2 separate regions of the Homo sapiens genome follow, and region 2 is linked to region 1. Evidence: chromatin loops called from intact Hi-C (ENCODE). Cell type or tissue: HCT116. All regions are shown on one strand. Each heading gives the region's core, and the rest is flanking DNA. Links, peaks and the distances in the headings are about the cores only.

Region 1 (16,227 bases), core at 3,029-11,028:
ATCACTAGAGCTATTGTGTAGTAGCATGGGCTACCTTATTAGGTGATGAATGCACTGCCTTCTTAGGTGATGAACTAACTAACTTGGGCAGAGTTGATGGCTATGTGTCAGGTGTATTAGAAAAAGATTCCTGTGTAAATGAGACCATATGATAGATGGGCGCTACAGCTTCTTTCAGATGAAAGACTGTGTGGTTAGCTGAGAATAAGGTGGGTTTGCATGGTTAGGAAAACATTCAAGGAAGATAGAACTTGAGTTAAGCTTTGGAAAATGGTTAGGATTTGAGTTTTTGTTGAGGGCCTCTTGTGTGCAGGGAAACTGTAGGCCCTCTCCAAGACCAGAAGATACATACAGAACACTCTCAGTTGTTCCTTTGATCACAGTACTATCTCTATTAAAATGATCTGCTTAAATACAAACTCATCTTTTTGCCTGGTTTAGGTTTTGCAACTCCAGAGATGCATTTTATTAACAAAAGCAACATTAAGGAGAAGTGACGGACAGTATTTTCAAAGTGGTGATAATTACTTTGTCTATCACGTAAGATGGTCATTATGTTTTTTTTCCTCACTGTAATTTACTGAAGGTTATAGACTGTGTCATAAAACTAAAGGAAAAATTACTTTGGATATACAGAGATATAAATGACGTTTTGGTATAAAATTACTGAATTCATTTCAGTTAGTTGACAGAATATACACATAGTATTATATTTGCAACTCAAGGTCATGTGTTTTGTTTTGAGACTTTATACTTAGGAATATATAACTTGATAATTGATACACTGAAGTGATTTATTTTAAAATTATGCGGAGTAACAAGAGTTTTTTTTTTTTTTTTTGAGATGGAGTCTCACTCTGTCCCTCAGGCTGGAGTGCACTGGTGCAATCTTGGCTCACTGCAACCTCCGACTCTTGGGTTGAAGCGATTCTCCTGCCTCAGCCTCCTGATTAGCTGGGATTATAGGCGCACGCCACCATGCCCAGCTAATTTTTGTATTTTTAGTAGAGACGGGGTTTCACCATCTTGGTCAGGCTGGTCTCGAACTCCTGACCTTGTGATCCACCCGCCTTGGCCTCCTAAAGTGCTGGGATTACAGGTGTGAGCCACCGCGCCCAGCCACAAGAGTTTTAAACTGAGGCGACATTAGGAAGGATGTCTGTGGACAAAAAGAGCTCGCCTCGCCTGAGCATCCCTTCCGCCCCCAGGTCTCTGGGGTGTTGTTCGTTTGCTGCTGATGCTCCCTTCCTTCAGTCCACTTCCTATCTTATGTCTCATGAACTAACAGTAAGTGCTGGGTAAGATTTGCGTTCTGCTTTAAACTTCTGAGATTTATTTAAACCAGTAAATCTCAGTGTAATCACCATATACTTTCCCCCAACGTTTTATCATGCAAATTTGCAATCTTACAGAAAAGCTGAAAATATTGTGTGGTGTAGTGGACACCTCTGTACCCACCTCCTGGATCCCACAGTTGTTAGGTCTGGCTTTATTTGCTTTATAGATGTCTCTCCGTCTTCTACCCATCCATCAATCCATTTTATTTTTTGGATGCATTTCAGAGTAAGTTGCACACTTTTTACACTTTTATCACTAAACACTTCGGCATGTATATTGTAAACGAGTTAAAAAGTTTTACATTTTTTGAAGTAAAAGGTATAGAGTGAAATGCACAAATCTTAAGTGTATCATTCTGGGAGTTTTGATAAATGCATACACCCATATGGCCCATACTTCTATTAGGATGTGAAATGTTTCTCCCACTTCTGAAAGTTCTCTGATGTCCCTGCCCGGTCAACTTACTCTTTTTGTTTCCCACCTTTATCTGAGGCAACCTTTGTTCCTTTTTTTTTTAGGGCCATTGATAAGTTTTGCATGTTCTTGCATGTGATGTAAATGGAATCATGCAGTATGCACTCTTGTGTATAAAGCTGCTTTCAAAATTCAGCATAATTTATTTATTTTTACTTTGTTGTATACTTTATATGACCACACTGGGTTTTCTTTGCCTTCATCTTGATCACATGACCTTTTCAGAGGTCATATCCATTTGTCAGATGATTTTAGGAGCAATTTCTGTCAGATATTTATGTATTTATCTTCAGTCACATCTCAACTTCCCTTTTCCTTACAGGGGTGTGATTTTCCTATCTGATTTGGCAGTTTCCCCACTGGGTCTCATCTTACATCCCACCCATTCATTCTGGAGATGAGGTGCTTCTTTTGTTAGTTGGCTGACACTTGCTGCGGGCCTGGCTCAGGCCAGCTCACAGCATTGAGCTGAGCAACTTTGCTTCTGAAGAGATGGATCCTGACATATTACTGGTTTATTTGTATCTGATACTTAGAAAATTTTAGGTGAATGGAAATAAATCTGTTTATCTTTGCAAAACTGAGGAATTATTTCTAATTAATTCAAATTATTTCCAATTATTTCAAATGCAACAATTATTAAAACTAAAAAAATTTCCTGAGTTCAGTTTTATGATAATATGTGAAGGAGACTAATCAATTAGCCCTGAAAAAATACAGATTTTCAATCACTTATGCTGAAGAGAACTGGCTGGCAAAATGAAAACCTAGTTGACCTAAAAATAAAATTCTAGACTTAGTTAACCACCCGCTTTTCTATTTCTTCTACTACTGAAGTTCTGAGTTGCTAAACCTCTCCAAACATAAATGAAAGTACTAAAACGTTTTCATCAGCTGTACCGGGTTAATGGTGGTTTTGCATGTGGAATGTGCCATCAAGGTGGGAAGACTTTTCCTTAGGGCTGTATTGGTTAAGGTAGCTCTGCCTGCTCTAAGAGACACTACAAAATGCTCTGGCAGTGGAAAAGCTGATTTCTTTCTAGGGTGACAGCCCAAAGTCCGGACAGGTAGGCTGCTCTCCTCCACCTGACACGTGTGGATTCAGGTTCCTTCCATCTGTGTCTGCCACCATAGGGCCCAGCCTCACTGCATTGCCCTGAGTGGTCTGCGCTGAGGCTTGTTGAGGTGGAAGGGGCACCCAGGTGTGCATCACCTAAAGGGCTGGCCCAGAAGGGTCTCCTCCATCCCTTCCACTCTCATTCTTCTGGAGCTCTTACTATGACCTGACCTAATTTCAGGGGATGCTAGGGAATGTCGTGTAGCTGGTTATCCCTGGGCTTCTGTTCTAGTCTTGTGGAATTAGCATTGCCAATTGTTTGGTTCTGCTTTGCCCAGCGGGTTTTATGATGCTTTGTGTGATGCTGGATGTTAGAACTCTTGTGTTGGGGGCTTCCCTAGTTAGTATTCCTCTCTACTGTAGGATAAAAGTCCTTGTGATCTTGAGCTCTTTTTGCTATACTGTACTCCCAAGATGCAGAACACATTTTGGATAGATCAGACATGGGCTAAGACTGAGGGGCCATCTCCATGGCTATGGGGCCTGTATGTCAGTCAGCGGCTTCCTCTCTAAAAGTCCCCATTTCTGAACCTGTAAGTGCAAAAAATTCAGTCTGTGTCATAGTATTATGGAGAGGATTTATCGAGAAAAGCTGCCTATCGTATAGCTGGTGCTCAGATGTATTCATTCGTCAGCTATTTATTACATGTTCTTTTTTTACCAGACACAGTTCTAGGGACTCAGGTTATGGTGGTGAGTAAGGCAGACAGGGTGTTGCCCTTGTGGTGCTCTTATTCTGGAAATACAGTAGATTTTCTAATAATATTTCTCAAGATAGAGTCCTCCCTGCCCCCCCTCATTGGAAGTAGTTTAGTTCTGGGTGGAGGAAGGGAGGGTAAAGTCTAATAATTAGATTGTTGACAGATTCTATAACTTCGAAAGAAATGTTACTGGAGACATGGATCAGGGGATGTAATAAAAGACCTAGTCCCTGTTTAAAATTCAGACTCATAATAGAAGGCTTAAGAGACACTTGATGAATGGAATAATGGTAATCACTTATTCAGGAGCCAGAGGGTTTCTTGGGAGCAAAAACCTTTCGAATGACTGCAGGGCCCTCTGGCTTTCCTGTGATTCAGAGGAAGTTCCACTGGAGTCCAGGGGCCATCTCATACTCTGAGGAGCTGGGATGGGGTCGGGGCAAATAGTAAGGAAGCAGTTGTGTGTGTGATTTTCTCCTTCTCTAATGAGCTCACGTTGTGCTGCTTTAGCCTGAAAGGACCTTCAGCAGACTGCTGGCTAGCACCTTGAAAAACTCTTGAAGTGACGATTCTGATCGATTTTAGTGGCCACTTTGGAGACCGTGTGGAGTAGATTCCGAGCCTGTGTCCAAGCTCAAGGGCAGCAAGTGCTGTGGTCAGTGCACCATGGTGTCAGGGGCAGGAGATGGAGTGTGGCCACCATTCTTGGGCTCTTGAGTTTTGTGTCTCTAGAGTTATCTTGTGGTTTCCAAGGATGTGTAGCAGTAATTCTGATGATACCAGACATAAATATTCTTTCCAGAGGGTCACCTCATAACATCCACAGTGTACTATGAACATGAGCTTATTCCTCTCAGAATGTTTTGAGAGTAGAGGCTTACACTTGTTTGCTCTAAGTTAAGGGATTATATCCAGCTTTGGACTGGAATTTTCTCCTAGAGATTGGAGTGTTCATGTTCTTGAATGAAGACATGCAAAAGAATGAAAACTTAGTGATAAGGATGCATTTGTCACTTTCCACTATCAAATTAGAAAAAGAGGCAGAAAACTCTTGGTTAAAATAAATGACATTTCAAATTTTTGTAAGATGGAAAGGCTAAATGGTTTTTAACAGGAGCATCATGGCATTTTGATAATTCGAAAGTTGCATTCCTTTCCTTTTGAATGCTGCTGTCTGCTCGAGGTGTATTATAGATGGGCTATGCATATATTGCTAATTTTTGCCAATAACTTAATCATGGAAGGATTCCGGGAACCTCCCGAGCAATAAGAACACAGCTGAGCATTTCTTGAGCCTTTCATTTGATTTGGGGGCAGTAGCTGCGGCTAAGCAGCTGCAGATGGTATGTTTTCAATTCATGCTGTGGCAGTTTGGGAATTCTTTTTACATCTTTTTGTTTATAGTGAACAAAAGAGCAGTGTGGAACTTAATCAGTTAGATCAAATGTATATAAATTCTGAGGATGGTGTTTCTACTCTATCTGAACTGAAGTACGAAACTTGTGTGTGAGGAAAACTGGCCTGCTGATTTATGGTGCCTGATGAAATCCTACATTAACATGCCTCTAAGATGTGTGTGCTTTGACTTTCCATTAATGGGTAAACATTTACACAGGCCTTGGCTGATGGAATAATGAGTTATTCCATCAGCCAAAACCCTTTATCTTTCTCTTCTTACGCTGTTACACGAAGTATCTGGCAATCCCTGTGTGGAGTGTGAGCCTATGCTTTTCATGACAGTAAGTTAGTGTAGTCTGTTGGTTGGGGATTTTGGAGGAAAAAGGGAAGCCTTCTACAGGAGGGTGAAGGTTTCTCAGAGTTCATGTCTTTGTGGGAAGAGTGGGAGGAGATGCCAAAGAAATTGCAAATATACTAATAATCCTCAGATAAGTGGTTTCTGCACAATGCCCTCCTGCTAAGTGTTCTGTTATTGTTGGACTCGGAATAAAGACTTGCTGGACTCTGCTTCAAATCCTGTGGGCGATTCTTACATTTTTGTGTTCAAACCCATCCTAGCTTCCTGTTGCTCAGATACTGGGTGTGTTCTGTGGGTTAGAAAGCACATAGCACCTGAAAGGTCATATTCTGTGCTCCCTAAATTGAGATGAACTAATTTGACCTACATTACAACATTTTTGGCATTATACACACACACGCACACACATAAATTTTGTTCTTGAATTTTAACTTAATTGGAAGCTTCTAAAAACTGGATCCTTCTAATCTTGTCTTTATGGTGGTATCTGTATTTTGTTCACAGCTTTTAATCCTTGCTCTATTCTTCTAAGTGTTTAGATTCCTAGTAACTTCCAGAATTGCTGGAAGACAGTTCCGTGTTGGATACCTTCAGAGAATGTATAGAATGCTGTTAACACCTGGAGAAGGTTCCCTTGACTCCATAATAAAAGTGGGTGGTTTGCTAAAGACCACCTGTAACTTTGTGTTTTCCTTCTTGCCTGGGCCTTTGTACAGCTTTACCACCAGGATGCCTTCTAAAAAGTCAGTATAAAGGGTCTTGTGAAAACACTAATATTTTAAGTTACATCTTTCTGGGTAGAGACATTGTGAAGTCCATTGAAAAAGTACTGCTCACTTTTCCACCTACTCAAAATGAAGAGGTGACGAATAAGCTGAAGGTCAGTGTATTAGTCTGTTTTCGTGCTGCTGATAAAAGACATACCCGAGACTGGCAAGAAAAAGAGGTTTAATTGGACTTACAGTTTCACATGGCTGCGGAGGCCTCAGAATCATGGCAGGAGGTGAAAGGCATTTCTTACATGGCAGCAGCAAGGGAAAATGAGGAAGATGTAAAAGCGGAAACACTTGATGAAAACCATCAGATCTCGTGAGACTTATTCAGTACCACGAGAACAGTATGGGGGAAACTGCCCCCATGATTCAAACTATCTTCCACCAGGTCCCTCCCTCCCACAACGTGTAGGAATTATGGGAGTACAATTCAAGATAAGATTTGGGTGAGGACACAGAACTAAACCATATCATTGCACCTCTGGCCTCTCCAAATCTCATGTCCTGACGTTTCAAAACCAATCATGCCTTCCCAACAGTCCCCCAATGTCTACTCATTTCAGCAGTAACCCAAAAGTTAACAGTCCAAAGTCTCATCTGAGACAATACAAGTTCCTTCCACCTATGAGCCTGTGAAATCAAAAGCAAGCCAATTACTTCTTAGATACAATGGGGATATAGGTATGAGTAAATACAGCTCTTCCAAATGGGAGAAACTGACCAAAACAAAGGGGTTACAGGGCCCATGCAAGTCTGAAATTCAGCGGGGCAGTCAAATGTTAAAACTCCAAAATGATCTCCTTTGACTCCAGGTCTCACATCCAGGTCATGCTGATGCAAGAGGTGGGTTCCCATGGTCTTGGGCAGCTCCACCTCTGTGGCTTTGCAGGGTACAGCCTCCCTCCCAGCTGCTTTCATGGGCTGGCATTGAGTGTCTGCAGCTTTTCCAGGCGAACGGTGCAAGCTGTTGGTGGATCTACCATTCTGGGGTCTGGAGGACAGTGGCCCTCTTCTCACAGCTCCACTAGGCAGTGCCCCAGTAGGGACTCTGTGTGGGGACTCCACCACACATTTCCCTTTTACACTGCCCTAGCAGAGTTTCTCCATGAGTGCCTGCCCCTACAGCAAACTTCTGCCTGGTTATCCAGGTATTTGCATACATCCTGCGAAATCTAGGCTGAGGTTCCCAAACCTCAGTTCTTGACTTCTGTGCACTCGTGAGCTCGACACCATGTGGAAGCTGCCAAGGCTTGAGGCTTGTCCCCTCCGAAGCCAGGGCCCCAGCTCAACGCTGACCCCTTTCAGTCACGGCTGGAGTGACAGGGACACAGGGCACCAAGTCTGTAAGCTGCACACGGCACAGGAACCCTGGGCCTGGCCCATGAAACCATTTTCTCCTAGGTTTCTGGGCCTGTGATGGGAGGGGCTGCTGGGAAGGCCTCTGATATGCCCTGGAGACATTTTCCCCATTGTCTTGGGGATAACAGTTGGCTCCTCATTATTTATGCACATTTCTTCAGGTGGCTTGGATTTCTCCTCAGAAAATAGGATTTCTTTTCTGTCACATTGTCCGGCTGCAAATTTTTTGAACTTTTATGATCTGCTTTCCTTATAAAACTGAATGCCGTTAACAGCACCTAAGTCACCTCTTGAATGCTTTGCTGCTTAGAAATTTCTTCTGCCGGATACCCTAAATTCTCTGTCTGAAGTTCAAAGTTCCACAAATCTCTAGGGCAAGGGTAAAATGCCACTAGTCTCTTTGCTGAAACATAACAGGAGTCACCTTTGCTCCAGTTCCCAAGTTCCTCATCTTCCTTTGAGATCGCTTCAGCCTGGACCTTATTGTTCATATCACTATCAGGCTTTTGGTCAAAGCCATTCAACGAGTCTCAGGCAAGTTCCAAACTTTCCCACATTTTTCTCTCTTCTGAGCCCTCCAAACTGTTCCAACTTCTGCCTGTTACCTACTAAAGTAACAGTCAGCAAAGTCGCTCCCACATTTTCAGGTGTCTTTTCAGCAACGCCCCACTCTACTGGTACCAATTTACTGTATTAATCCATTTTCACGCTGCTGATAAAGATATATTTGAGACTGGGAAGAAAAAATGGTTTAACTGGAGTTCCACATGGCTGGGGAGGCCTCAGAATCATGGCGGGAGGCAAAAGGCAGTTCTTACATGGCAGAGGCAGGAGAAAATGAGGAAGATGCAAAAGCGGAACCCCTGATAAAACCATCAGATCTTGTGAGACTTACTCACTACCACAAGAACAGGATGGGGGAAGCCGCCCCATGATTCAAACTATCTCCCACTGGGTCCCTCCCACAACACCTGGGAATTATGGGAGTACAATTCAAGAGGAGATTTGGATGGAGACACAGAGCCAAACCATATCAGTCAGAGAGCGTTGGTAGCCCTCTGGGTTTCAGGCCTATTGTTAGTATAAATAGAGTTTTTATTTTACTTTTTTTAAGCTCATTTTAGAAATGTGAGTTAAAGCCCTACCTGAACTAAGGTGTTCCTCCCCATTTAATTACCCTTATTCTCCTTCACTTGCTGTCAGGCCTGTGCTGGCCTCTGATGAGTTCCAACTTGGGAACAGATGACACGGTGCCACTCCACACTGAGAAAGGCTGAACTCTGAGCTCTTCTGGCGGCCTAGTGTCAGGCCCAGGTGCCTGAGTTCGTCATTGCTGATGTGTGTATGTGGAGGGGGTTGCTTGTTTGCCTGATTACTAGTTTTTAAGACTTGGAGACAAACTGACGAACATACAAATATTTTGCTGTTTATCAAGATCTCTTAGAATTTTGTATGTATTTTATTTTTAGACACTACATAAATAAGTAAGGCACATTTCCCTCTTTACATCTTCCATAGCACCGAGTTTTTGTGTCTTGCTTTAGCCCTGGAAACCTGGCGTCCAGCCCAGTGCTGGTGGGGCCCTCACCATGGCCTTCCATCAGCAGAGGCAGTTTCTCCAAGTGAGTCCAGGTCTCAACCAGTGACTTGTTCCCATCCACATCACCTAGCACAGCCCTTCTCTGTGGCAGAGAACTGAAGGAACTCAAGTGTCCTTAATTTCCAATCCCTCACAGATTGGTACTTCTGAGAATATAAATAATATTCATTATTAAAAAAACATGAAGAGATATACAGTACAACATTTTAAAACCTCAATTTTTATTGTTAGATTTAACAGACGTAAACTTCCATTTCTTTAAATATAATCACAATAAACATAGGAAAAAAGAAAAACATTGTTAAAGAATTACATTTGTTCCATGAAAATGTGCATATCAGAGATGAATAAAGTGAGTCACAGTTACTCTCATAACTTTGTTCTGCAATTATAACTAAAGTTACAAGTGAGAGATCGGGTCTCCATTTTAAATGCTAATAACAGATTTTGAACAGACATCATGCATATCATTATTTTAAGATTTTAATTTGATAACTGAGTTTGCTTCCTTTTTTTTCTTTTTTCTTTTTCTTTTTTTTTTTTTTTTGAGATGGAGTCTCGCACTGTCGCCTGGGCTGGAGTGCAGTGGTGCGATCTTGGCTCACTGCAAGCTCCGCCTCCCAGGTACAAGTGATTCTCCTGCCTCAGCCTCCCAGGTAGCTGGGATTACAGGCACCCACCACCACACCCAGCTAATTTTTTGTATTTTTAGTAGAGACAGGGTTTCACTATGTTGGCCAGGCTGGTCTCAAACTCCTGACCCTGTGATCTGCCCAGCTCGGCCTCCCAAAATGCTGAGATTACAGGTGTGAGCCACTATGCCCAGCCGCTTGCTTCGTTCTTGCTTGATAATTTATCTACTCAGGTTTGGATTGATAACACTATTTTAGGGGATAATGTGTATCTCAATGGTTTCTCTGTTTTGTTTTAATAATATGCATAATAGAGACACCCTTTCACAGAGAAGTATGTTGATGGAAATGGAAGAAGAAATTGTGAAGCAATTTCAGCATATTCATTTTAAACTTTTACCCAGAAAGTAAGCAAATGATAAATTTCAAAATTTATCTTTGATCTGTCATTGGTGATTAGGTCCAACCGTTTATTTTATTAAGTAATAGTTAATTTGATGAACAAAACGGATTCTGGATTTTGTATACTTTTGTATTAAAGTTGACAACTAACTATAAAACATCACTGTTTTAACACCATCCTAATGATCTTAATTAGTCATGTGACTCACCATACAAGTTCAACAACATCCAAACTGGTTTATGGCTAGTTCGATGTGGGTGATTATCCCAAATTACCTTTTAGAGAGACAAAATTAAATTGTGGAAAACAAACTATTAGAAAAGAGGTTACTTTTTTTTTTTCTTTTTTCACAGCTAATTCTTTTCTAAAGGAGGGGATGTCGGTTAATATTAGATACGTGTTTGACTTTAAGAAGACCGGCCTATTGTGAGTAAGTAGCTAGATTGTGAACCCTTTGGAAGATTTATTTTGGGGCTGTGAGTTGAAGATGGAGTAATGGAATCTTACAGTCCCAGGTAGGTGAACCTGCCTGGCACTTGCTTGGCCACTGTATGTGGTTTCCTCTGTGGTGTATTTCTCGCCCATGTGCCTCTACCTTAGTTGGAGTGCTTATCAGTCTTCTACTGTGCATGGATCTCCTCGTGTTTGTAATATATGCAGAGATATGGGTGTGCAGCACGCAGAGAAACATCTTTAGTAACTCGAGTAACTTGGCAACACCAAAATGCTAAAATAATTTTTTATTTTAATGAGAGAGGAGGACCATGTTAATGTCTGAGCTTGTACTCAGAGGGTAGAGGAAGAGACAGCATTGAAAAGAGGGCACCAACCTCTTGATTCCAACCCATTAATTTGTTTTCTATTATTTGAGAGTTGTTACTGCATTTGCAGGTGGTCTTTCCTCTGCAGCAGTCCCTCACTGGATATTTGAACCCTTGTGAGAAGCTATCCCTAAAAGATTATCTGCCCATTCCTCTCAAGAGGTGAAATATGGGGTTGGGTGCAGTGGCTCATGCCTGTGATCCCAGTACTTTGGGAGGTTGAGGCGGGCAGATCACTTGAAGTCAGGAGTTCGAGACCAGCCTGACCACCATGGTGAAACCCTGTCTCTACTAAAAATACAAAAAAATTAGTGGGGTGTGGTGATGTATGCCTGTATTTCCAGCTACTCAGGAGGCTGAGGCATGAGAGTCGCTTAAGTCTGGAGGTGGAAGTTGTGGTGAGCTGAGATTGCGCCACTGCACTCCAACCTGGGTGACAGAGTAAGACTCGTTTTTTTTTTTTTTTTTTTTTTGAGATGGAGTTTCGCTCTTGTTGCCCAGGCTGGAGTGCGATCTCGGCTCACCGCAACCTCCGCCTCCCCAGTTCGAGTGATTTTCCTGCCTCAGCCTCCCGAGTAGCTGGGATTACAGGCATGCGCTACCCCGCCCAGCTAATTTTGTATTTTTAGTAGAAACAGGGTTTCTCCGTGTTGGTCAGGCTGGTTTCAAACTCCTGACCTAAGGTGATCCGCCTGCCTCTGCCTCCCAAAGTGCTGGGATTACAGGCATGAGATACTGTGCCCGGCGTTTTTTTTTTTTTAAAAAAGAGGTGAAATATGGGAAATAAGTGCAGATGGGAACATCACCATGTAACCCTACCTGTGTGCCTGAAGACTTTGAACAAAGCAGCCCTTCTCTTCCATGGCACTGGCGGAAAGATTAATAAATACGAGGAGAAGTGGGGACAGTTTTCGTTAATGCTGAGTGCTCCAAGCATGGCGTTCCTTGTCTTCTTGGTTAAGCTCTGTGCAACTTTTCATAACATAGAAAGTTAATTTTATGGGGATTTGGGATGGGCAATTTACCCCACGAAATAATCACAAGTGGTCTAAAAGATTTATGTATAAGGATACCCAATGTAATATTTGTTATTACATTAAAAATTGGAAAAAATTTGATAGTAAGATATTCAATTATGATACTGCATATGATCAAGTAATTTAAATCAATTAAATATCTTGTTTTATAAGGCTATTTAATGACATGGGAAAATGTTCACATAATATTAAATGAAAACATTTTCTTGGTAAGCAGTATATTAAATATGCATATGCATTAATGGAACAGGGATACATTAAAAAATTTACAATGGTTATTACTTGTGGTTGTGTTATGTGTAATTATCATTTTCTTTTTGCATTTGTTTTCCAGCTTTTCTAAAATGAACATATTAATTTTATAATAGGAAAAAACATGCTGTTAAAATATTTGAATGACTGAATTATATGTAATCTTTAAAAAATAATTAGTCTGTCTCAAAACAGTTTCCTGATTCAATATAGTTTGGATTTATTTTCTTTTAATTGTATTTAACAGAAGTTTTCAAGGCAAGTAATTAGCAAATATTTACTAGACTCTACTTAACAGAAATTTTCAAGACAAGTAATTAGCAAATGTTTATTAGATATAGATGTAATAGATATGTTTTTGGTACATGTTCTTTATTGTAAAAGCCCCTAACATCTAAGTTTAGTTTCACGTATGCTTTGAAAATTATTTGCTGGTCTTATATGTCAGTTTAAGCATTATATTTTTTAACCTTCTGACAACTTTCTTTCATTTAAACTTATTACATAGGAAGAAATACATATATATGTATAATTTAAAGGCATTGAAATTAGTTTCAGGATCTTTTTTAGTATTAATAATATATTATAAATTATATAGTATATATAATAAATGAATAATATAATTCATTGGTAAGGCCCAGAATGACTTGCTTTATATACCTACATTATTTTATTTAATTATCACAAGTACCTCTCCTTGACAATGAGAATATTTTTCCGCATTGCTACTAAACATTAAGTTAGAGATTTTGGCATTTACTTTAAAAATACCGTTAAAGCTCTCGGCTTATTTCTGAAAGCAGAGATACCTTGACCCAGATAACTTCTATGTCTTTTTAGCAGTATAATTGCCGGCCCTTTGGTACTATGCTTTTTGACATTTATGTTAAAAATAAAAATTAGCTAATTTGTAAGTTATGAGGTCTCAAAAAAAAGTTCATTCCTCTTTCACGCCTGTTAATGCTTCTATTAAAATTCTGAAATGGCTTATTAAATTAAGTGCAGTGTCAAAGGCTAATTGTCTCTTTGTGAATTAGTCTACATGACTTATGAAAGCATGTTTTAAGAATTATGTTTGAATAGCAACTCTGAAGTCAATTTTTAGTATCTATCAAATTGTAATGATAGTAGATGAAAAGTATTAATAGATTATGAGGTCCTTTCTCTTGCTGTTACAAAAGATGCCTATAATATATATTTGTTGTTAATGTACTTGAAATTTCTTGAACTCAGTAGCATCATGTGTCTGAGACACTGATATGAATATGTGGTTAGAATGTGCTGTGTGTGCTACAGCATTGTCTGATGGATCAGAAAGCAGCAACTGTGTCTGACTGTGGCACAGGCAGTGCACGTATGTGTGATGTGTGTAAGAAGTCCTATCATATTGTTGGAGAATCAGAAATCCTGTATTTTTTATTTTTATCTTAATGTAAAAATTGTATTTCACAAGCCAGTATAATTTTAGTGGAATGAATGTGAGGCTTGGAGTACCTTATTTTTTTGTTTTTTGTTTTGTTTTGTTTTGTTTTGTTTTTAAGACAGAATCTCGCTCTGTCGCCCAGGCTGGAGTGCAGTGGCGCGATCTTGGCTCACTGCAACCTCCGCCTCCCAGGTTCAAGCGATTCTCCTGCCTCAACCTCCCAAGTAGCTGGGATTACAGGCACCCGCCACCATGCCCGGCTAATTTTGTATTTTTAGTAGAGACAGAGTTTCACCGTGTTGGCCAGGCTTGTGTTGAATTCCTGACCGCAGGTGATCCATCCGTTTCGGCCTCCCAAAGTTCTGGAATTACAGGCGTGAGCCACCACACCCAGCTGGGAGTAACTTCTATTCAGTGTCTTTTGAACACCTACCATGGTTTGTTCACTGTGATATTCCATGGTTTGAACCTGAAGTCTGTACTACCTTGGGTGGCTGGGCACAGTGGCTCACACATGTAATACTCCTGGCACTTTGGGAGGCCAAGGAAGGTGGATCATTTGAGCCCAGGAGTTTGACACCAGACTGGGCAACATGGAGAAACCCCGTCTGTACAAAAAGATACAAAAATTAGCTGGGTGTGGTGATGTATGCCTATAGTCCTAGCTACTCAGGAGACTGAGGTGGGAGAATCACTTGAGCCCAGGAGGTCAAGACTGCAGTGAGCCATGATTGAGCCACTGCACTCCAGCCAGGGAGACAGAGCAAGACCCTGTATATTAAGTCAGTTCTTGCATTGCTATAAAGAAATACCTGAGACTGGGTAATTTATAAGGAAAAGAGGTTTAATTGGCTCACGGTTCTGCAGGCTGCACGGGAAGCATGATGCTGGCCATCTCCTTGGCTTCTGGGGAGGCCTCAGGAAACTTATAATCATGGCGGAAGATGAAGTGGAAACAGACAGGTCTTATATGGCCCACACAGGAGGAAGAGAGGAGAGGGGTTATGTGCCACACACATTTAAACAAACATCTCCTGAGAACTCCATCATGAGATAGTACTAGGAGGCTGGTGCTAAACCATTAGAAACTACCCCCATGATCCAGTCTCTCCCACCAGGCCTCACCTCCAACATTGGTGATTACAATTCAACATGAGATTTGGGTGGGGACACAGATCCAAGCCACATCACTCTGTCTCAAAAAAACCAAACCAAACCAAAACAAAACCCAAACAGATACACCACCTTGGGCAAGTTGAGCCTTGATTCTCACATCTTGAAATGGGGATTAGAGTATCTATTGTGAAAGATTGTTGTGAGATTCTGATAATGCTTGTGAAAGTGCTTTGTCAAGTGCCTGGCACATAGTAGGTGCACAGTAAACTATAGTTACTTTTCTGCGTTATTGAACATCTGGTATGTGTTAAATAACTTGTCTGCCTACACTGGAGCAGAGTGAGAGGAGGCGGCTGGAAAGGAAATGAATACAACAGACTATAAAAGTGGAGTGAATTTTAGTGAACGAAGAGGTTTTTAAAGTCAAAATACAAAAATTGTATTCAATGATGAATATTCTTCTCATTAGTGATAGTGAGTCAAAACAAAGTTGATTTGAAGGGAGTTGGTGTAGATTCTCACAGGGGAAGTTCCCTTATGCTTTACCACGTGCTGGAATCTTTTGAAGATTCTTAAACTGATAAGCAAGAGTCTGTGGATGCGTTGTATCCTTCTGCTTGATGTAATTAATCCCTGTGGTGGAATCAGGTTGATTTGTTTGAAAAATGCCATTCAGCAGGTCTTAAAAAGCATAGTCTGATTGTGGATTTAGTAAATATGATGTCCACTTCTGTGAAATTCCCTGCTCGCTTCACTTCTGTATTTCAGAAGGTCTCTTTCTGCTGGGTACCCTTTTACTTAGTCGTCAAAAATAGGTAACTTGAACTTTTCTGATAGTTTCTATTGGGGCCTAGAAGAAATGGTCTCAGTAAAGACTTGGGGTATAATGATGTGGCTGGTGTTAGAGCAGGGCCTGAGTGCCCCATGTGGATCTAATGGTCACCTGCATCAGTGGATGGCAGGGCCTGGAAGGAGAGGTGGGTTTCCATGACCTCGCTGCTGTGATCCTAACCATCCCCCAGCTCTCCCACACCTCTGAACCCTGCTGGTGCTGCCCCAGTCTTGTCTTCCACCCATGGCTTTCGTCATCTGGCCTTCCCTCCCGGCTCTGTGGGTCCTGGTATTGCCAATCCTACGGCTTGTCCTCAGGCCGCATCCTCTGTTGCTTTCCGCTCCTCTTGACCCTGAGTGACACCCTGCTGTTCAAACGTTTACCTCTGCGCCTCGTTCTCCTCCCTCCCCTGGTCGTTTTTCTTCTACCCTTGCTGGCCTCTCCACCTCTCAATGCCTTTTAAACACTGGGGTCTCATGATCTTATTGTCACTTTGCATGATCGATCACACCTCCCTAAGTGGCATCTTTCACAGCCTCTGGAAGGAGACCTCCAGATCTTTACCTGTCTGGCCTTTCTCCAGCTGTCCCTAG
Region 2 (15,139 bases), core at 6,845-14,844, 74 kb after region 1:
GGCCTTGGCCTTTCCACTTCTGTACCTCATCTGCCACTTGCTTTCCTCCCTTGTCCTTGCACGGATCCTGCTCGCTCTCCCTTCATGTCTTTGCGTAGGCTGCGTCCCCTGCCTGGATCCATGCCATCCTTCTGTGATGTGTTCTGTCCTGTCCTCACAGTTGATCTGGGCCCCCTCTGTTCAGGGGAGCTCCGTTCCTGTTGGAGTGTGGGGTTTACACTACCTCCAAGACTGTGGGAGGCCTTGCCGTGTCCCTCTTTTCACTACTCCTGCAGTGCTGGGCTTGTTATCTGCCTTCAGGTAGGGGCGTTAGTATATATTTATTGAAAGAGTAAATGAATGAAGTATATTGATTGAATTTATTAGTACATATTTATTGAAAGAGTAAATGAATAAAGTATATTGAACTTACCATTGTTTGAGGTTGTAAAACAAATATTTTGTCTTCCATGAGTCTAAGTATTGTGGGAAGGTAGATACCAAACAATAAAGATACTCTGGGTTTCACACTAATTATGAATTGAGACAAGTATGTACAGAGGTTGGAAGCAAATGGAGGTGGCGAATGAGGTTGTTTATAGTCTGAGAATATCCCCTAGGGAGTCAGGGTGGCTCTTCAGCTGTGTTTGCTTATCATACCAAGCCTGCATCTTGGGAGCTGCAGAAGAAAGCCATACAGTTCTCGAATCTGTGCTTTATAGAATCCATTAGAACCCTTGGAGATTTGGGCTCTGCCTCCAGCATGTTCATGATTACTGTAGTCATCATACTAGTGTTTATTTTTCTTTTACTCAAGTAATTACTCTGTAGAAGAGCCTGTCTGTAAAAAGTGGATTATGTAATTATTTCTCCAGAAAATTGGCTTTCTACTTGTTCTTGGGATTAGCATTTGAGAAGACTGTGAATCACATTTTGGGACAGCCAGTTGTGTGTCAGGCCACAGTGTGTGCTGTTGTGTATCAGGAGGCCACCTTTGCACAGCACAGATGTTGAAGCTGCCACTGAGAACAGTCTCTTGCACCTTTGTCACTGCATTCACAGTCAGCCACACTCTGCAGGTTAGGGATCTTTACCAGATGTTTATTATTCTGAAGAAAACTGCTTAAAGCTTGAGGGATTTGGAAATGAGATATGATTTGGAAATGAGAGGGCTTTGGAAGTGAGATAACGTTGGCTAATCACTTATCAATAGGAATTTTTTCGTTAAACACTGTAGAGGCCTCCGAAAGTCTTTGAATAACGTAGGATTTGGATGATGGCAATGCTGGTGTTCTTCCCTAGATTGGTAATTTTCAAACTTTTTACTTTTTCTCACTCTTATCTGCCCCACCCTGCCCCCCCCAGCCCCCACCCAGCCCCCACCCCGGGCCACAGTGATCATTAGGGCACATTTTGATTACTGTGAAAACGATGGCTCTGGAAACACGCTTGAATAGAATGAAACCTGTGATTCTGCCCCTGTGATTCTCCATTTGCTTGAATAGAATGAAACCTGTGATTCTGCCCCTAGGGCTTCCCTGATTGTTACACCGAGACCACCTTACCCGGAAAGGATGATTTCATCTTGTGAGGGTTGCGTTCCCATATCCCAGGGTCACTCAGACATGATTTGGGGAAAGACCCGTATATACCAGTCTCCTGTCTGTTACTTATCCCAGCTGTGTGTTCTGCATAAAAAATGCTGGATTTGTTTTGTCATGGGGTAGGGGGCAAGAGTTAGTTTTATGTATTATTTATTTATAATTCTATTTATTTGGAGAGATATATTCATACTGTCTAAAGCATAGCCAGTGAAAAGTTTTCTCCCACCCTCTGCCCACCATCCACTTCCTTATGGTATTACTAGTATTAGCAGTTCATTTGTATTACTAGTTTCTTGTGTATCCTTTCAGAGATTTCTTTTGCATAGTCAGGCAGGTACTAATTTACATTCTACAATTTCCCAGTGCTCTGTCATGCTTTAATTTTGCCAGCCGCTCCTTCTACCTGGAATGCCTTTGCCTCTTCTCTCCACCTGGCAGACCTCCTCCTCATTTGAGGATCTGAGTATTCGTTTCTTCTGAGAAACCGTCCTGATCAGCCCCATCCTGACAGGTGGCTGTTTTCTTCTTGATGCCTTCATAGTGCTGTGCGGTTATCTCTTTCACTATATCGCTGTCAACATGTCTTAATGCATGTCTCTTCCCTTTACCAGACTTGTTTTTAGGAACTGAGCTGTTGTATTCCAGAATGCCGACTGTCCTACACAGTTCCTGAAACAGCCTAGACATTTAGTCGATGGACGGAATGAACTGTGTTCATTAGTGCACTACTTTGTGTGTTTTTGTTGGGACTGTGTTCAGTTTGCCACGCAGAGTAGGTTAGAGCGTGTCTGTGATCACCCTAAGCATCTCCTCAGAGTCAAGTGCCATGTTGTCTGATACCCTGTATGCCATCATTTAGTGCCATTGGTTGCCCGGCTGGGCAGTCTTCCTGTTAAATCTTTTACTAGACAGAATGGGAGGTTCGTAAAGTGTATTGACTCTTACTAAAGAGGAGTGGGCCATAAATCCCTTCTGTGAAAGTAGATGAAAAATGGTAAGTCAATAAAGGTGAAGTCTTGGCGTCATGGTGGCCTTTTAGGGTTTTCTTTCCTCTCTCTTATGGAGGCTAGTAGAAAAATCCTTTATCTAGAGAAGAGAAGAAGGTGAAGGGACGTCTTTACGTGCAAAAGTACGGTTATGCTGTGTAACTGGCTGGCTGCCTAGGAAATGCAGAGTGCACTTTTCTTGTCTTCAGTCTATTACAATTTATCTATCCAAATCACTCTAGCTTTCTTTAGCCTGAAGATTTAGACAGGACTCCAGGTGTACTAGAAGATTAAAATGATGCTTTTCTGTGATCTGCACATTCCTAACACAATGTAATGACAACATGGTTGCTGATTGTGCCTACGTCAGTGACACCAGAAAGAGAAGGGAAGAAAGAAACTTCTTGGTCTGTACATAATTTACATTCTGTTTAGCAATTCTGCATAAGATCTGCATCTATATGTTTAACTCTTAAAGGAAGCTATAACTTATTTAAAGAAGTAATATAGATTTTTATTTGTTGACAGGGAAAGTTATTAATACATTAATTGAAAAATATTATAGAACATTATCGCATATATACTATTATGTAATTCTATTACTGCTAAATTACAAACATTAAGAGAATTATATGCGAATTAGAAAACTAGAAGGCTGTGTATATCAAACGGTTAATAATGGTTGAGAAAAGTGTTTTCCTTCTCTAGACTGTTTGAATTTTTAAAAAACAATTATGTTTATCAGAGTAAAAAGCTATGAATTTTTCAGCTTGTTAGTAGGAAAAACAGCCCAAGAACAAGAGGTTAGAAGAAATAGACAAAACTTGTAGCTTCTGTAAGGGTGGTAGTATTACGTGTGATTACATATTTATTCTTCAGTCCTATAGTTTTGTAATGTAAGTAGATTACTTTCATAATTAAAAACAAACCAAGCCAACCATGGTTCTTCTAGAGCACTTAGGCGCCCACACGGAGCCTCATAGATACATGAGTCAAGTGCTTGAATTCAAAGTTTTAAGCCAGATATGAAAAACAAGTAATGTGTATAATAGAAAGTTAGAAATCATATAGTCAGTAAGTGTAGCTTGTTTGTGGCCAGGTTTAAGTCCATGTGAAGGCTGTGCTTTTTCCGTGCTATGCTACAGGGAACCTTGTAGAAGAGTTTACGCTTACGGCATTGCTGAGTAGTCTGGTAAAAATTAAGGCATTAAAGTTGCTATCAGATTTTTTTAATTTTAAAAAATATTCTTACAAATTGAAATATCTTATTTTAGTATGAGGTTGGCTCCTCTGGTACTTCTGTAACCATCCACCGCTTTGCCTGGTTTTTTCCTCAGGAAGAAAAGGCATGAAAATGAGCAGACAGTTGTGTCACTGGGCCTGTCCCGTTTACAGGTGTATAATTCCTGTTAACGCCTTTAAAAAGAATTCATATGCTGGATTCAGAGTGTGGTAGTCTTTGTGCCCATATACAGTGACCCCCTGCTTTAGAGAAGAGGGGATCTGCTTTCGGAGCTTTTTTGATTGTGATATAACAATGATAAAGTTTTAGGCACCTGGTGCTTATCTGTCTTTTTGTGCAAGAAGACTTGGCTGTGTTGTGCGTTAGGTATCTTTTATTTGCTAGTAAAATAGGTGGCTGCAGGGCAGGGATGTTCCAAGCAACCTTCGTATTATTTTCTTCCCTTCTGCCAGCACATTTCTTAATCACTTTGACCAAGCCTCTGTCAAATATGTTAGAGCAGATGCTCTTTTTGAGAGATAAAGATCATTCTTGGCATTCAAGCACTTTTTTTTTTTTGAGACAGGAGTCTCGCTCTGTCGCCCAGGCTGGAGTGCAGTGGCGTAATCTCGGCTCACTGCAAGCTGTGCCTTCCGGGTTCACGCCATTCTCCTGCCTCAGCCTCCCAAGTAGCTGGGACTACAGGCGCCTGCCACCACGCCTGGCTAATTTTTTGTATTTTTAGTAGAGGTGGGTTTCACCATGTTAGCCAGGATAGTCTCCATCTCCTGACCTTGTGATCCACCCGACTTGGTCTCCCAAAGTTCTGGGATTACAGGCATGAGCCATTGCGCCCGGCCGCTAGCACTTTTGTATTAGAAAGTCATTATAGCCATTAAATCGTGTAAAACATTGCCTATGTCCCAAGACGTCTCAGAATGTGGGAGTAGTTCCATGCTTATTCCATGCATTTCAATGCTTATTCCGTGAATAAGAGGATAAAAAAAAAAAAGAAGGTTTCTGTTGGGGGGTACATAAATACATGCACATGTTTTTGTGTATACCTATGCCCATATTTAAAACATTTGCTGTGAAAATATTAACCGTAATTTTAGAAATTCCAGTCTTTCTGAAGTACAGTTGACTTGAACAATGTGAGAGTTAGGGGCACCAACCCCCTCCCTCCAAAATTTACTAATGGCTTACTGTTGTTTGGAAGCATCCTTAATAATATAAACAATTAACATTTTATATTTTATATGTTTTGTTTTTGAGATAGAGTGGAGCTCTGTCACCCAGTCTGGAGTGCAGTGGTGTAATCATAGCTCCCGGTAGCCTCAAACTCCTGGGCTCACTGATCCTTTCACCTCAGCCTCCCAAGTAGCTAGGACTGCAGGTATGCGCCACCACTCCTGGCCAATTTTTAAAACTTTTTGTAAAGGTAGGGCCTGCTGTGTTGCCTAGGCTGGGCTTCAACTCCTGGCCTCAGGCTGTCCTCCCTCCTCAGCCTCGCAAAGCCTTGAGATTATAGGCAGCTTGAGCCACTGCACCTGGCCCATTGTATGCATTAGATACTATAGTCTTGCATTACAGTAAGCTAGAGAAAAGAAAATGTAAAAACGTATTTACTGTTCATTCAGTGGAAGTGGATCCTATAAAGAAAGGTCTTCACATCGAGTAGGCAGAAGAGGAAGAGAAAGGGGTGACAGAGGTGGAAAAGGTGGAGGAGGTGGAAGGGGCCAGGAGAGGCAGGCACACGCAGTGTAACTTACTGAAAAAAATATGTGTATAAGTGGACCCATGCAGTGCAAACCCGTGTTCAAGGGCCAGCTGTATTGATTCATTTGAATCATGACAAAAAGTGTTTTGGTAAATTATGCAAATTAATGTTTGTATATGATACATTTCGATTACTAGTTAGATAGACCTAGGTGAAAGTACAGTAAGGATAGTAGCAAGGCTTTGCTCTGTGCGTCTCTTCATTCGATTTACATAGCAGCATAGTCACAGGCTGTCCTGTGGAAGACAGTGACTGGTTGTGTTAGATACACTGTACAATGAGAGACCCTTCTAGTACAGATTAAGCCTCATGAAGGCGCACAAATTTATAAAATTTACTTAAAATAGCTCTTGGGGATTCTTGGAAAACTTAGCTGTTTTTCTGAATCTGAGGGAATTAGTAGGTGGCAAAGCCTGATTTTTGTCATGTGCAAATACCAGTGTGTACAAACAAAGCATGTTCCATTCATAGCCTTAGGCTATTTGCAGACACACAGAGAGGAGTATATATGAGCGAAAGGAATGTGCAGTTCCTCACAGGGCTCAGCTGGGCCTTGGAGACAAAGTGGGAAGACCCAGACTACCAGAATTACATGAGATCGCGTAACTGCAAATACCTTGCCAGTGCCTAGTGCATAGCCAGCCTGAGGTAAGCGCATTTTCTTTTTCCTTCACTCTGTGGGGTTTGGCCTCAGTTCCTTTAACTTAGCCCCTGGCGTCTTGGAGAGTGGGAAGTACAGTTGTTTGGGGTCAGGTTTGGAGGGCCCTGATTGCTAGGGTGGGAAATTTGCTTTTTATTTTGTGGCAGAGGGAAAGTGAAGATTTTTGCAGGTTTTGAAAGACTGGACATGAACAGATACATGTTTATGAAGGTTATTCTGGTACCCTGTCTTAAGACTAGAGTAGATGCATTTTAGAACTTTATGATAAATACCCACTGTCTATGAGAGTGCACTTTGCATACAGTAAATGCATCTTATTTGAGCTACTGGAAGTGAGTAATTTCTGATAGATGAAATGCCCACATCTTTAAGCATGGCATAGATGGCATAGATGCAGGCGATTGTGCCCCATCACCTCAGTATCTCTATGTTGAGTATCCTGGAAATAATTGTATTGAGGATTAACTAAATTAATAATTATTTAAAATGATCATTTTTCAGACAGAAGAGAAATTAGTATATATCGCGAAGCGACTTTCCCAGGGTTACATAAGTAGATGGTAGCAGTCCAGTGCTATTTGTCTGTATCATACTGATAACTTTAAATCATTACATCATTCACTACAAATGCTGAATATTCAGAGATACTTTTATGTATCAGATGTAATCTTGTACAAAAACAGGAATAAAAATACTGTTTGTCTTCTGTTAAGGGTTTAGATAGGTATTTTTAAAACTATACAGAGAGAGAGAGAGAGAGAGATTTAAGGCTCAGCCCAAGATTTAACATTCTTTCCCTGCCCCAGTTCCCCTTCATGAATTACTTTTTTTTTTTTTTTTTTTTAAATCTGTAGGATCAAGCCAGTCCTTGCCACCTAGATTGTAGAAATGTGCTCTACTCTTGTGAAGAATGCTCCTGGAGAGGGCTTATTTGAGAGGGTGTACTGAAAACTGGGCTTCTGAAGGTCTTAATATGTTCTTCTTTCATTCTTTCTTTCTTTTTGTTAAATATCAGTAAAAAGCATCAAATGAGCGGATAAAGTTGATGGGGAAGTCTAAGTTTAAAACACTTTTAATGTACAAGAACCAAAATATCGACTTACTGTCTTAACTAAGAGATGCAGATATTGACAAGAAAAGAATTTAGGACTTGTTCAGCATCAGTGAACCTGGAGTTTTTGGGGAAAAATAAATTATCTATCTGGTTCATCAAAGAAAGCCTTACTTGCACTTGGGCCTTAGAGTTCAGGAAACCCGTAGAACCTACTGTTAAAGGTTTTATGTCTTCTTTATTTTCAAATGGTGTTTTGTTAAATATACCTAGTAGACTATCTGAGCTATTTTCTTGTTGAAAATAATAAATTATTAATAAATGGCAAGCCCAGAAGATATATTCTGTTATGTTATGTTATGTTATGTTATGTTATGTTATGTTATGTTATGTTATGTTAATGTTATGTTATGTGATGTGATACATGTGCAGGTGTGTTACATAGGTAAACGTGTGCCATAGTGGTTTGCTGCACCTATCAACCCATCACCTAGGTTTTAAGCCCGGTGTGCATTAGCCGTTTATTCTGATACTCTCCCTTCCCCTGCCCCTCTCATTGGCCCCAGTGTGTGTTGTTCCTCTCCCTGTGTCCATGTGTTCTCATTGTTTGGCTCCCACTTATAAGTGAGAACATGTGGTGTTTGGTTTTCTGTTCTTGTGTTAGTTTGCTGAGGATAATGGCTTCCAGCTCCATCCATGTCCCTGCAAAAGACATGATCTTCTTCCTTATTATGATAGATATATTCCTAAAGACTTGATATAACAAACAACACACAGTGAGTGTTCTGTAAGTTAATAGCAAGGTGCCTGATGAAGGCATTGACTATTGCTTATAATGATAGTGATAATTCTGGTCAAATTTTAAATTTTATCACCGTATTTCACCAACTAGATCCGTATTCTTTCCTTTCTCTCTCTCTCTTGCATTTGCCTGATTTCTTTCTCCGTAGGCTCAGTTTTCTTCTTGCATGTTTCTGTTTTTTCCCCAGTTGCTTGCCCTTCTCCCTTTCCTTCCATTCTATCTTTCTGCCGTCCTCTCCTCTAACACTTATGGAAATTGCCAGAGATACCCCTGGTTGGCCTTTGCTCTCTTATTTTCCTGACTCACTTGAGTGCCCTCTGACTGTGAAGACTGTGAATTCCTTCCCTCATTCAGAGGGGATGGGCAATGGAGGCAACGGGTGTTGGAGAATCGAAACCAATGAAGGTTTGCAAAGAGGCTGTCATGGCAGAGGCTGGCTCAGTGAAATGAATACTCCAGTTTGAAGGTGCCACTTCATTGCCATCTTGCTTTCAGTGTTGGTGCTTTCTAGTTGAAGTTTTTTTGTTGTTGCTGTTGTTTTGAGATGGAGTTTCATTCTTGTCTCCCAGGCTGGAGTGCAGTGGCGTGACCTCGGCCCACTGCAACGTCCACCTCCCGGGTTCAAGTGATTCTCCTGCCTCAGCCTCTCGAGTAGCTGGGATTACAGGTGCCCACCACCACGCCCGGCTAAATTTTGTATTTTAAGTAGAGATGAGGTTTCACCATGTTGGCCAGGCTGGTTTCGAACTCCTGACCTCTTATGATCCACCCACCTCGGCCTCCCAAAATGCTGGGATTACAGGTGTGAGCCACCGTGCCCGGCCTTTATTTGAAGTTTTAACTTGCTGGGAGCTGGACACTATTTTACACGCTATACAGGCATTCGCATTGGGCACCATGCAGCTTTCTCCATACTGCAGGAACAAGTTAGACACAGACCTTTCATTTTTGTTTTGACCTTGTAGTCCACACAGAAGAAAAAATGCGTAATGAAAACTGGTAGAATGAAGCTCAGAGGAGCCAGATCTAGATTGACAGGTCACTGGGGGGCTCTCTGAAGTAAGAGGGCTGTCGTCAGACTCGTGGTAGAAAGAGGCTGGCCACAGGGTGCAGCTGGGATCCCAACTCTAGCTGGTTCTGGAGGGTGGGCCTGGGGGAATGGGGAGAGCACAGAATGAGAGAAGAGCTGCTCTCCAGGTCAGTTGTGTTTGCTCTTCTTGTACAACCTGCGTGAGATCCTCTCCTTTAAAACCTCAGTCTTCATGCATATTGGCCTGGTGATGCTCTGTACCAAATTTCTGAGGTAGTGGGCCCAGATCTACTCGGGGGAGTGCAGAATTGAAGGCAAAGATGCAGAAGGGGAAATCTCTTATTATGTCTTCTCCCGTCCTTGAAGATGTTCAGGTCATTTTCAGGGTTGTTTGACTTTTAGGAAACTACTTAATTTCTCTTGACCAAATGAAGTTTAAGTGATTTTGAGTGTTCTCGTTTGACCTTTGAGTGACAGACCCTTAGACTTTTTGCAGTTGTAAGTAGTAGGAAGGACTCAGATTGTTTCGCACCTCTCAAGGCCTTGCCTAAGGTGTCCACTAGTTACCAAGAAGCCCTAGATAAGACCCTACCCCAAGGGTTTCAACTGGCATCAGGTTAGACAGAGGAGTTGAGCTGCTTCACCTGCAGCGGTTTGTGTAGTTAGCCTGGTAGAAGGCTGGAGATTGTGAACCGAAGATGATGAATAAACAGATTTGCTGTTTGCTTGACGAGGAGACTCTGAGGAGAGGATTTTCATTCTGTGTTGCCACAAACAGAGCATGTGACTGCTACTTCCCCCAGCAATCAAAACAGGATTAAGAGGAGTAGAAAATAAGGTAGATAAAACTTGCATCTTGGGAATATTCGTCAGCTGTCTGAATAGGTAACAAAAATAGAAAAAAGAACATGATATTCTATATACGCTTGCAGGTTTAGATGCTGAGGTCAAATTTTGTCTTTGTCATTAGTGGTGAGTCAGCTCACCCACCCACTGTCACATTCTTGATGGTTGGGAAATTTTGAGCTCTCTACTCAAATTGTACCTTCATGTGATCATCAAATTATTGAAAGTTTTTCTTCTCAGTTATGTGTGTATACAAGCACATGTGTGTATAGTGGGGGAGGGGGGGTCACAAAACACTAAGCCTGGGGGACTTTAAGATTATATGAAGTAGGAATTAGCATAGAGATGGCAGCATTCTCTGTACCACTTCTCTTTGGATAATTTGAAACCAGTAATTTTACATAGGCCATTTGAGTGCCAGTGGTGAAAAGGTTTTAATGGAAAGTGGTGTTGGGGGACTCTGTGGAAAGGGAGCTGGTGCCATACAGAGTGAGTGCCTTCATGTGGAACGATGCTTTGAAAGGATCAGATATTGCGGAGGCACCAGGCATTCTTTCCCTCTGAGTCATTCTGGAGGTATAACCCCTGCTGAGGGCCAGTTACTGTTCTCTGTGTTGGAGAAGAGAAGTGGGTGTTTGTAGGGTTAGGAGACCTTCCTCATCTGCCCCATACCCCCTCTTCTCTTGTCTGACATGCCTGAGTGATTCTGGTGCATGCCCTCAACAGCCCCATGGCCTGCTGAGCTAGGTGTCAGCAGAAGATCCCCATCCTGGCCCCATCCTGGCCTGACCGTGATCCCACCTGTGCCAAAATGGAGATATTTCAGCTTTATTCTGCTGCCTTTGAAATTACTGAGACTTTTTGTTGTTTCTGTGTAACCAATGTTAATGAGGATTTGAACCTAGCATTTCCTCACTGATGGGGTAAGAACTTGCCTGGGAGATTGTCACAGATAACTTAAATAAATGATGTTTATTACAAAAAGGGTTACACTTAGGTTATTTTTGTCATTTAGGAAGTCTGTAATCAGTGAATGAAAAATGGACAAGCTTAAATATCATAGTTAGAGGTAGAAAGGTTATATGTAGATAGTTTAAGGATCATGAATGAACAATAATAACTGTGGAACACATTTGCGTATGGGAGGCACTATTCTAAGCCTTACCTGCCTCAGCTCATTTAATCCCCACAGCAGTCCTGTGAGTTAGGTCCTATTAATTCTCCATTTTACAGATGAGAGAATCGAGGCTCACAAAGGTTAGCTAACTTGCATGTCTACACATGGTCTAGTAAGTAGAGCTGTGGTTCTGACCTTGGCGTCTGACTCCACAGCCCATCTGTGCTACTAGCCATTATTACACCATTGCTCCTGCTAAACAAGGGTGACGGACACAAAACCAAAGCTTCAGGGATTTTTAAATTAAGAAAATTTATCATTTTCCTATTTTGTGAAGTATTCCTTGTTGCTTCATTTTTTTTTTATCTTTTGAATTTTAGTATATTTTTAATGTGGGCACTATAAAGCGATGTATTGCTACTATTGTTCTTCTTAAGCAACTCTGATGTTTTGCTGTTATACTATTGGTTTAGTTGCATACTTATGTACATAGGAATATTTCTTAATTTTATTGATCAGAATTTCTTGTTCCAAGAAGTAGGACATTCTGTATTTACAAATTGCTTGGTCCCACCAAATTAATACATAATGTAATTATTATTATTTATTTATTTTTGAGACAGGGTCTCACGTTGTCACCCAGGCTGGAGTGCAGTGGCACAATCACAGTTCACTGTAGCCTCAACCTCCCAGGTCTCAGGTGATCCTCCCACCTCAGCCTCCCAAGTAACTGAGACTACAGATGCAAACCACCACACCTGGCTAATTTTTCTATTTCTTGTACAAACAGGGTTTCACCATGTTGCCTAGGCTGGTCTCGAATTCCTGAGCTTCAGCGATCCACCTGCTGTGGCCTCCCAAAGTGCTAAGATTATAGACGTGAGCCACCGTGCTTGGCCCATAATGTAATTACGACATGATGTGGTATAGAAAAGAATAGTTCCAAATTAAAGCACATTCTTTGAGATAAAACATCTTCAGCCATAAGACATCCCAAATATTTGGACACAAGAGAAATTGGTTTTTGACTCTTTATCACCTCAACTACTCCTCCTGTCAGTCGTCTTATTTTTTTTTAGGCAGAAGAACTTTTTATTTATTACTTATATAGTGAAATCATCCATAGCAATATTGCAGTTACAAGAGAAAAAGAAGGAGCTTATTAGACTTAGAACTTCTGTCGTTTTGTTTGTTTGTTTTATTTTTCATTTTTGGAGAACTCTTTTTCACCAGTCCGTTGACAGATTTTTAATGATGGTGTAGGCTGGCTTTCATTTCAGCCTAAAGGCTTCTTTATTTGGTGGGCTGATTTCTCTCAGTCCCTGGGCTTTGCATCACTGGTGTCACATACCATCTGAAACAGGGTGAGAAGAAAGTAGTTCCTCATAAGCAATGATTCAAGAGGCCAGGAGAGTGGTTGGTTGGGACCCTTACGGCTAGAATATAGTTTTGAGCATCTCTGAATTCCCAGGCCTTAAGTTAGATTCCCTCCAGTTTTCCTTAAAGGTGTTTTGCCTGTGAAAACCATCTACATACACCAGACATTGGTAAGAATATTCTGCTTCATGGTTACTGAGATGAGGCTGCATTGCCAAAAGAGAGTGAAGGATTTCGGGAGAGAGGCGAGAGATGCCTCAGGCCCAAGCTGGAATGGGATAACCTGACTTTTAGATAACATAGACTTGTTTTCGCCCTTTCCCAGCTCCTGCGCTCTCAGATCTGTCGTGCTTCCTTGGTCTCCTTGTCTCTGACCTAGCAGCCAAATCTCTTCTCACCAGATTCCTTGGCAGGTCCTCAGTATGCCTTCCCAGGCAGTGTGTGCCCTTTGCTCTGTCAACCACTGGAATCCAAGTTTCAGAGAATTCTCACCTGTTTTAGCTACAGAACATATCCCTAAGGAGAAAGTCACTTGAGACTCTAACATTTCTAACTTTGATGGAACATTAAATCTCTTTTATGAGCAGTCTGCCTCACTTATATTTCTGTTTTAATATGTAAAAAATCAGTAGGCCTAATAAAAATGACTAATGCCAATTTTTTGTTGCTTTTCAACATTCATAATACATACCTCACAAAGTAACTTGTTAAAAGACATCAATGATAGAGTACAGAATTCCTTACTGTGAGGCACGGTGCATTTGATGTGAACTGAATGTCTGGCATTCAGTTGCATTTGGACATAGGCTCATGGTATATATTCATATTCAAGTTAAATGTAATTTCTTTAGATGTGTAGCAATTAATATTAATAATGACTTGGCAGATTATTCTTTTAGAACCTGGGATAGCATTTGTAACTGAAAACTTTTCTAGAGAATTTTACTTTTCTTTTTGCTTAATTTCTAGACATTTGGCTTGAGAAAACTGCGATTTTGGTTTTGTAGTGAAACCATTTTGCCAATGAAGAACATTAAAATTCCGGCTTCTGTTTGTGTCATATTTCAGACTAAAGACATTTTACAATCAAACCAGGAACATGTGAAAATAGAGATTTATAATGGAAATGTTGATTCAATTTGAGCTGAAGCCAGACATTCATGAAGGAAAATTAGATTAAACAGTAGATGTTTAGAGAGACTTTAAATTATGACAGCTTTAAAAAAAAACATATGTTGTGGATGTTTCTTAGGCATACGCGTACTTTCTCTGGCAGACTGGGAACCTAGCTCCTTGATGTTTCAGCCGTTTATTAAATTCCCTTTTATCTTTCTTTGGACTAGTGGACTCAGAACTTACACAGCTTAGAGTCTGGTGATTGGGAATTGTATCTTGTACATTACTGTAGGATCAAAACCTGATGTTGTCAGTGGAAGTAATTCTGTCCTGTCATAGCGTATTACATTTATGAGTAGAAATTGCCATTTTAGATTGTGAGTATAAAGCTACCAGTTACAACTGATTTATTCCATTTGTCAAAGCCTAACAGATACTCCATGCAAATAATTTATTTTCATATACTGTTCAGATAGCGAGGGAAGTGCTTGAAATTGTGAAGAACTGGGATCTGTGTCAGGGGAGCAGTGTTAACGGGAGGATTCATGAGGCTGGATGTAGATGCTGGAATGATGAGTCTCCCCAGAGGTCCAGCACCAAAGGACTCACCCTTGCTAGAGTCAGCAAGACCCCGCCATGGTGGTGATATCCCAGCCTCAGGCAGGCATTTGGGGCCAGTGGGACACAGTGTGCTGCTGACACTCCTGCTTATCAGATACATGGTTTACAAATATGTTCTCCCATTCCATGGGCTGCCTTTTCACTTTGTTTGGTTGATAGTGTCCGTTGATGCACAAAAGTTTTCAGTGTTGATGAAGGGCACTTCATTAATTTTTGTTGTTGTTGCCTGTACTTTTAGTGTCATATTCAAGCAATCATTGCCAAATCTATATGGTGAAGCGTTCTTCCAGTGTTTTCTTCTATGAGTTTTATAGTTTTAGTAATTATGCTTAGGCCTTTGATCCATTTTTAGTTAATTTTTGTATATGCCGTTAGCTGAAGGTCCAACATCATGCTTTTGTATATAGATAGCCAGTTTTCCCAGCACCATTTGTTGAAAAGACTGTCCTTTCCCCATTGAATGGTTTGGCACCCTTGCTGAAAATCATTTGACAATACATGTGAGGGCTTACTTCTGGGATCTCTCTTCTATTCCATTGGTCTTTATGTTTGTCTTCATGTTGATGCCACAGTGTTTTGATTACTGTAGATTTGTAATAAGTTTTATATTCAGAAAATGTGAGACTTCCAGCTCTATTCTTTTTTTTCAAGATTGTTTTGGCTATTTGGGGTCCCTTGAGGTTTCATATGAATTTTAGGATAGTTTTTTTTTCTATTTCAACAAAACCTTATTGGGATTTTGATAGGGATTACATTGAATCTGTGGCTTGCTTTGCATAGCATTGACATTTTAAAAGTATTACGTTTTCAATTCATGAACCTGGATGCCTTGCATCTAATATTTTTTAATATATATTCCCTGTTGGCAAGAGTATACCTTTGGAGGTAGCCAGACAGACTTGCTACTGGATTCTTGCTCTGCTGCTTAACTCGTTGTTCAGCTTTAG

Evidence for each region. Peaks named below come from ENCODE experiments on the same cell type or tissue, not always from the same donor. Only the 100,000 strongest peaks of a DNase experiment are listed, where the experiment ranks them.
Region 2: a loop joins it to region 1, with 2.2 times the contacts of the local background. A loop is called at or near these places in 5 of 110 quality-filtered maps.

What each region holds. Positions count from the first base shown.
Region 1 is chr1:232,603,268-232,619,494 of GRCh38, reverse strand. The region is part of intron 1 of SIPA1L2 (signal induced proliferation associated 1 like 2); the gene reads left to right. Among named protein-coding and RNA genes, the nearest start is that of SIPA1L2, 19 kb to the left of the region's middle. In HCT116, for the core only: a CTCF peak has its summit at 7,458; a DNase peak (open chromatin) is centred at 5,554; H3K27ac peaks cover 553 bases.
Region 2 is chr1:232,533,792-232,548,930 of GRCh38, reverse strand. All of the region lies in intron 2 of SIPA1L2 (signal induced proliferation associated 1 like 2), which reads left to right. Among named protein-coding and RNA genes, the nearest start is that of SIPA1L2, 89 kb to the left of the region's middle. RefSeq lists an enhancer at 1-377. In HCT116, for the core only: no CTCF peak of the experiment used is centred there; a DNase peak (open chromatin) is centred at 10,510; H3K4me3 peaks cover 1,263 bases; H3K27ac peaks cover 1,307 bases.